Regions from separate parts of the Homo sapiens genome. Here all the other regions are linked to region 2. Evidence: read pairs that join two places in POLR2A ChIA-PET (ENCODE). Cell type or tissue: OCI-LY7. All regions are shown on one strand. Region 1 overlaps FLI1 (Fli-1 proto-oncogene, ETS transcription factor). Region 2 overlaps ETS1 (ETS proto-oncogene 1, transcription factor). Region 3 overlaps FLI1 (Fli-1 proto-oncogene, ETS transcription factor).

Region 1 (2,500 bases), 210 kb before region 2:
TACGGACATGCCTATTACTAATACAGAAGAGGATTCTCCCTCTTTGAAAATATATCCAAATATTAACGCCAGGCAGGACCTTCAAGAGTGGCACAGCTCCCAGGGCCACCATGCAATCAGTATTGCCCTTCCCAAAGACACAGCACCCTCCCCTGCAGAACACACTTCCTCTTCCCCCCTCTGCCCCAGCCGTTGTCCCTCCCCTCCTTCAGAACTTAACTTCCTCCTTGAAGCGTTCTGTCATTAACCCCATTCCGTTTTGATCACTTCACTAACTTTGCTTCTCCTCAAATACTTATAATATTCACATAGATTTCTGCTGCCCTGTTTTTACAACCGTGTCCTCTGGCTGTCCTTCATTAAGCTGCACCTATGGGCAAAGCACCCCAAGACACTTGTTCCACTGTGGTCTCTGGGGCTTGGCCTCCTCTGTCTCTGTCTGTGGGCCTATGGATGGCCTGCCTTTCCTATACAAAAGAGGGCACCGCCCAACTATCTAGCCAAGTGACTCAAGTATCCACTTTGTTCTGGCCAGAGGCCATTGGTATGGAGCTTAGGCGGGGGTGGGGGTAGGGGGGTGGGAGGGTGGCAGGAGAAATAGCCAGGCTGGTTAGTGTCCCTCCAGGAACTCTCCTTCTCCAGTCTTCATCTTTGATGACACCTGAGGATTTCCTCTGTCCAGCCTTGGGGCCAGGCAGGACCCTCATTCTCTCCAAGTGGATCTTCCCTTGGGCTTCCCGGTTGCACCCCCAGCCCCCTGCACCCCTGGATTGAGTTGTAGGTTGAAACTAGCCATAGAGTAGGAGTCTGGGGCTGGGTTGGGGCAGCGTCTTAATGTGTAATCGGGAGTGTTCTGAAAGGTGAGCCTACACAGGGGAGCATGGGTGGGTGTCAGCTTCAGGGGAGGGCAGGGGGGCTGAGCCAGCGGTTGGGGGAGATTTATGTCTGCCAGTCATGCTTCAGAAGCTTCTGAGTGGATGGAGAGGGGAGACCGGACCTCGGGGGTTCTGGAAGAAGACTCAGTAATGTGATAGTAGCAGCTGGTCTGATTTGCATCTGGGAAGCTGAATTTTTCAGAGGGCTCAGCTGAAGCACGGAGCCATTCCAGAGAGGCCTCCCCTGGCCAGCCAGGATCTGGACTCCTCAGTCCCCTCCGGCTTCTCTTCTGCCTTGTCCTTGTCCCCTACTGTCCCCATGCCCAGGACACATTTGAATTCCTCCTCACTGTCAAGAGCCAGCTGTGATCTCACACTGCCTGCTTCTGCCCTGAACGTTGACAGGCTTTTTCTCCTGCACGGACTGCCACTTTTAGACTGGCACACAGTTTTCACAAGACGGGGTTTTGTGGTTTGGGTTTTTTTTTCCCTTCATAAGTTTGCAGCTGCTAGTTTTGAAACCACCAGCCCTGAGGCAACTCAGACACACACACACACACACAAACACACACACACAGAGAGAGAGAGAGAGGGAGAGAGAATGAAAGAAAGGATGATGAGATGTCTTTTTAGAAATCATTTATTACATTCCAAAGGTCCTTCCTTCATCTTGCAGTCAGGCTTCAGTTGGTGAAAGGTTCCTAGACACATTTAAGGGTTTGTGGGCATTTGCGGGCACTTGAGCATTGGGGTAGTTCTCATGAGGTGTGCCTCCCATGCTGGGTCCCTGGCTGCCTGAGGCTGACAGGTGAGTGGTGAGGGGCCAAGACTTTTGGTTATGATCTGAAGTGGACCGGCCGGCCGCCTTATGTCCTGCTTGAATGTGTGTGCATGTGGATGCACTGACATGTGCAGGTTGGAGGCAGGAGAAAGGGGAGGAAGCGGGAGATACAGGAAGACCTTGATTGAGTTTCTGAGAATTATGCAAGAATCACCTTCAGGCTCACCTAACAGGTCCCTTTGCCTATGCAGCCATATATCTTTAGCTGAACACAGACTTGAGGCTAGAAGAGCCCAAAATAAACTGAAATCAGAACAAACTACTCATCTTCAGCTCTCCCCTCACCCTCACACATCCACTGGTACTTGTGGTGGTCAATTATAGTTTTTATCGAAACTACGAGAACACCTAGAGTCTCAGCCTAGCATCCTCCCCCTGGACAGAGCATGGGGGACTATCAAGAGGCCACGCTGTCAGCCCCATTCTGGGTGGCTTTTATGCCGTCTCTTTGCTGGCATTCTTACTGAACCCCATCATTCTCTGCAGGCTTAATCAAACACTTTGGCCAGTGGGAGGAGAGAGAATCGTAGTGATATTACCAAGGAAGGGAAATGAGGAATGACTGGGCCTCCTAAATAAGGCCTGCTTTGACCTGAGAGTGAAGAAACAAATCTGGGACACTGGGAATCTCTACCTCCATAAACCCTTGTGCCTCTCCTAGAACCATGCACCCATTTAGATCCCGTATCAAGACGATGTGTGCTCTTGTTTCTCCTCACCCTTTCTCACCACTCATTCCTTACCAAACTTATTTAGGGTCCCATGAGGCTCAGGCAGTGTAGGC
Region 2 (2,500 bases):
TGTAGGTCACGTCCCCTCCCTCTGGGTCCCCTGACATTCAGCTCCAGGGCTGCTGTGCACAGAAGGCTGAGATTTTGTCTCCTCGCAAGGATGATGGTGGTGGGAGCAATGCTGAGAGCGCAGCTGGAACCATGGAGACATTTAAGGCACTTAGGCCTACAATTCAGAAATGCTGTTTCTATGATGGTTGTGTTTGGGGGTTCGAGGAAGCTAGAATGAGTTCTGTTTGTCAGTTGATTGAAACCATATATAGAAGTGAAAAGATAGTTCACATCAAAGATATAAACTCAACTAATAGGTCCTTTCCTTAAGAACAGCTTGTTTATATGTGTTGTTATGGGTGTTTATGGGGGAAGAGACAGATTTGGTCATCTGGGAAATATCGTGTCGATATGTCAGTCCACATACCTACAAGGGATCTTTCATCCTGGGAATGAAAAAGAGCCCTGGCAACACATGTTTCAGATCACAGTGAACAGCTGAGGCAATTTTTTTGGTAATTTAATATTAAATATTAGAGACAATGTATATGGTGCCGTCATTTCAGTTACTGATTAAAAATAAGCTCTGGGCAAGTAACTTTCTTTAGCTTTCTATTCTGTAAAATGGGAACAATAAGGCCTAACGCTACAGTCAGCGTCCATTATAATAAGCATATTTGCAATGGCTTTCTTTTTCAAAAAAGATTTCCAAGCCATTGGTCATCTTTTGTATGTGAACTTCGATACAACAAAATTTCAACTGGCCAAAGAAATTGGGCAGTCTTCTGCCATTCATTGTAAAGAGGTTTGATTTCTAGCACCATTATTTATTATCTTGGAAAAAATAAAGACAAAAACTTGAAAAAATATATAGACTATAATCAACTTTTTTTTTTCTGGACCTTTAGTTGCTTATATGCGAACATTATGCCCATACCTCAGAGAGGAAAATAGAGTCACAGGAAAGGTAAATAATTGACATAAAAATATGTAGTGAGCCAGTGGCTGAAGTACAATCAATTCCTGTTTCTAACTTCGCAATGTATATTGCTTTGAGTAATGTTGCAAGATACCTTCCAAAAGCTCAGCAAAGAAACCTCAGCTGAGACTTAACTTGCAGGTGCAAAGCAAGGATGGGAGAAACGGTGTTTCTGGCCAGGGCTGTCTGCTTTTGTTAGTGGAAGGACAAGACATTGGCTAAGTGCGGATTTGCCTTGCCCATCAGACCATATAGGACATGTGTTTAAAGTTTAACTTCTCACAGCGTAGCTTTTTATCCACAGCTGTGACTTAAATATTTGTCAGAATGATTTCTTTGGGTTGCTTAGTTTCTTATGTGTGGAGACAGCTAGTGTGGGATCTTATCTGGCTTAAATGATTAAACCAGAATTTTCTCCCCACCCCCTCCCAAATTCATGAGTGCCAAAGAGAGGCAGTAAGAAAGTGGGGTGTCCAAACAGGAGCCGCAAGACCTGGATTATTTGTTTTCCTGGCTAGGACCTGACCAAGAACCTTTATGCACTTTTATTCTATTTTGAGACTTCACAGGAGTTTGACAGCGTTAAGTGCTAAATTAACATATACTCTGAAATAACAGTAGAATTGACTTTTCCTTGCAAGTGTAAGAGTAAGGTGGGATATGCTATTTGATTGCAACAGTGTGATTGCAAGGATCTTAAATAGCTTAAAAACAAATATAGCCATTGGGTTCACTCCTGGTTCTCTCCTGGTGGAGCCTGCTGTGAAGGGGCCAGGTGCCAAAGCCAACACATTCCCAAGCCACTTAATTTTTCCTTTCCTTCAACACTCTGCTCTACCTTCTTGGTGAGGTGAGCTTAATGTCCAGATAAGAGCAGGAGCTCTAATCCTGGATACTTGCTGTTCTATAAGAATAAAAGGATCAGCCTCTCACCCCACCCGCCCTCAGCAGAGGGTGTACATCCATCGGGAACATGCGTTATACTTAGAGATAGGAAGAAGCTTTGTCCTTGCTCAGCTTGGTCAGTCTTTGTTTCTTCATCAGTGTAGACAAGAAAGAAGGGCAGAGCTGCCCAGTCTATTAGATCACTTGCTCACTGTGCTCCCAGATCCCCGCCGACCATACTCCATTAGAGACTAAAGAGCTCTATGGTTCAGAGCAGAGACTCTGGAGCCAGCCTGTCTGGATTTGAATCTCAGCTCGGCCACTTAGCAGCTGTGTGACTTTGGACAAATGACTTAATCTCTCTGTGCTCCAGCTTCTGCATCTATAAAATGAGTACAATCATTCTACTTCATAGGATGAATATCAGGATTAAATCTATGAATATGTGCAAAATCTTAAAACAGTGCCTGATCCATAATAAATACTATTTAGCAGTTAACTACAGAGCAAGTCAACAAAAAATGATCCTGATCAGTGTAGAATTTTCAGAGGCCCTTGAATGTTTGTTAGAAGATAAGGTGGCTGTGTTATGTACCTCCTGATAATCTATTATTTTAGAGGGAAAGAAGAGTAAAGTTAAGGAGGACCTTTTCAC
Region 3 (2,500 bases), 210 kb before region 2:
TAATACCTACCACATGTATAATTAGATATTCACCTATGCAAAAGTGTGATTTGTGTCGCTCTCCCATTGGACTACACTCAATGGAGGCAGGGTCTTCCTCTGTTTTGTTCACCTGTGTCCCCAAGGACTTAGCACAATGCCTGGCAGAGTATGCACTCCAAAACTATTTGTCACATGAAAGACTTTCAAAGTTTTTATTTAGCAGCCCATATAGAACATGAGAGTCAAAATGACATAGACTCACGTTGGTTCTGTCTGCCCATCAGAATTTCCTGAAAAGCTTTTTTAAGATGCACGGTTCTACCTTAGATGTCCTAGATGAGAAGGGGGGAAGATAGCTGGAGAATAATCTGGTACTGATTGGCTGAATGGATGGAGAAAGAAGGGAACCAGTGAATTTTTTTCTGGCCTCTTCTGCTATAGGATTTTAGACAAGGCTCAGCATGCTTTGGTGCCTTAATTTATTTCACTGTTTAGTAAAGCTGGAGTCACATTTACCACTCATCTCTTCTCCAAAATTGCATGACATGTCTAGTTAAGCAATTTTTGTTTCTTTTCTTTTCTTTTCTTTTTTTTTTTGAGATGGAGTCTCGCTCTGTCCACCAGCCTGGAGCACAGTGGCACGATCTCGGCTCACTGCAACCTCCGCCTCCCGGTTCGAAGTGATTCTCCTGCCTCAGCCTCCGAAGTGGCTGGAATTACAGGCGTGTGCCACCACACTAAGCTAATTTTTGTATTTTTATTAGAGACAAGGTTTTGCCATGTTGGCCAGGCTGATCTCGAACTCCTGACCTCAAGTGATTTGCCCGCCTCCGCCTCCCAAAGTGCTGGATTACAGGCCTGAGCCGCTGCGCCCCATCTACTTAAGCATTTTGAAATCTTAAAATAGGAGACGGTTCTGAGGTCAAATCACGATGACCGTTTCTAGCATGATGGCTTTTCAGCACATGGCTATGAACTTTGGGTTTTGCCAAATGATTTTTCATGCAAGTTCACTCAGGAAGGGTTTTTTTGTTTGTTTTTTGTTTTATTTTTGTTTTTTGTTTTGTTTTTGTTTTTTGTTTGTTTTTTCTGACACGGCCCCTTTAACAGAAAAAAAAAAGGGCTGCTCAATTTGTTAACCACCCTTTCATACTTGACCTCTTGTTTTGTGGTGCAAAAGTTACACGAGCAGACCGTTAGACAAGCACACTGGCTCGCTGGTGTGTTTTGCACCATCTATCTGCAGCCAGGCAACCTGTGCTCAGAGAAGATGAGAGCAAACTCACCAACCCCCCCACATTTAGGTCCTAAGGGCTCCCTGCCCCTGAGCAGTGCTGGGGTTAGTCCAGCCCAGGTCATAAGCAGCACAGGAAGCAGAGGGCATGGCTAATGTACATGTCACCGTGTGGCTTATGGTCACAGCCTCACCCTACCTTCAAACCTGTGCAAGCTGCAAGAGCAACAGGAAACGGCCAAGCGTCTATATATAGCCACATTGAACTTATCCAAAGGTGCTGTTTTGCACAGATTATTATGAACTTCTTTCACGGGGAGAGGACATGATGGCATGTGCCTTTTCCTCAGGACCTCTCGAAGCACTTGTAAAATTAACTACTCCACCTGAGAAGGAAGAAGGATGTTACACCTTTTGGTTTCTTCATTTTCAAGGCAAACAGACTGGTGCCTTTTCTTTTGCAAAAGATTTCCGGACACATTCAGCAAAGGCTAAGAAAGGATGGGAAACGGCAATGGAAGCATGCAGGATTTCTGTGAGCCTCTAAATACAGCCCATTGGGAAAACCATTCATTCCATAGATTGAGTTTCCCTTGAAAATCATTAATTAGTCTTTGCTTCTCCCTAATACATTTCCCTGGCAAATAAATAAATACACCCCTTCGTGGTGTATCCATCACGCAGCCCTTGGTGTAGCTCTCCCAAGATCCCAAGAGGCAGAGACAAAAGGAGTGGGTGTCAGGGCTTGAAGGGCCCAGCACCACAGACCACCTTTGTTCTCAAAGGGAAGCCTTCAAAAAGAAATGAAAACATGTGTCTGTTCCAGAGCCCTTCTTTACTGCTTTGGAAGTGACTTTCTGGGACTGCCAGTGTATTTATCAGCATTCTAGAATAGAATGCATGTTCTTGATACTGAGCCTGACTTTAGTAGCACCGATTTGCTCCTTACCCAGCTCTTCTCCCTATTGAGTAAGCACAGAAATGAATAGGATGAGCAGCGCAGCTACTGAGAGGCTGACCCACAAAGGTGAGCGTAAACGTGTGGCCTACACCCGCAGTCTGGGTGACCTCAGCCAATTAGGAAACCTCTTTGAGATTCCAGTTTTCATCTGTAAAATAGGGTTGTGAGGATGGAATGAGAGGATATAAGTAAAGTTTTTAACACAGTACACACTTAACAAATGCACAATACAAGGTAGGCATAGTCAAGGTGGTGATAATATACAAATCAGAGTGGGACTTGAGAACAGAAAGAATCCAGATTTCAAGATTTTCGACTTTTCT

The links. ChIA-PET counts read pairs that join two places held together with the same protein. Peaks named below come from ENCODE experiments on the same cell type or tissue, not always from the same donor. Only the 100,000 strongest peaks of a DNase experiment are listed, where the experiment ranks them.
Region 1: POLR2A ChIA-PET joins it to region 2 with 20 read pairs; 7 of 35 experiments call an interaction of 5 or more read pairs at or near these places.
Region 3: POLR2A ChIA-PET joins it to region 2 with 10 read pairs; 5 of 35 experiments call an interaction of 5 or more read pairs at or near these places.

The regions. Positions count from the first base shown.
Region 1 is chr11:128,724,615-128,727,114 of GRCh38, reverse strand. All of the region lies in intron 1 of FLI1 (Fli-1 proto-oncogene, ETS transcription factor), which reads right to left. Among named protein-coding and RNA genes, the nearest start is that of SENCR, 30 kb to the right of the region's middle. RefSeq lists enhancers at 146-205, 226-325, 350-849, 1,096-1,265, 1,306-1,385. In OCI-LY7, no CTCF peak of the experiment used is centred here; DNase peaks (open chromatin) are centred at 194, 1,004 and 1,354; H3K4me3 peaks cover 2,462 bases; H3K27ac peaks cover 2,500 bases.
Region 2 is chr11:128,518,243-128,520,742 of GRCh38, reverse strand. The region is part of intron 3 of ETS1 (ETS proto-oncogene 1, transcription factor); the gene reads left to right. Among named protein-coding and RNA genes, the nearest start is that of MIR6090, 2.9 kb to the left of the region's middle. In OCI-LY7, no CTCF peak of the experiment used is centred here; DNase peaks (open chromatin) are centred at 642, 1,122 and 2,112; H3K4me3 peaks cover 2,500 bases; H3K27ac peaks cover 2,500 bases.
Region 3 is chr11:128,730,082-128,732,581 of GRCh38, reverse strand. All of the region lies in intron 1 of FLI1 (Fli-1 proto-oncogene, ETS transcription factor), which reads right to left. Among named protein-coding and RNA genes, the nearest start is that of SENCR, 35 kb to the right of the region's middle. In OCI-LY7, no CTCF peak of the experiment used is centred here; DNase peaks (open chromatin) are centred at 61 and 1,421; H3K4me3 peaks cover 2,286 bases; H3K27ac peaks cover 2,500 bases.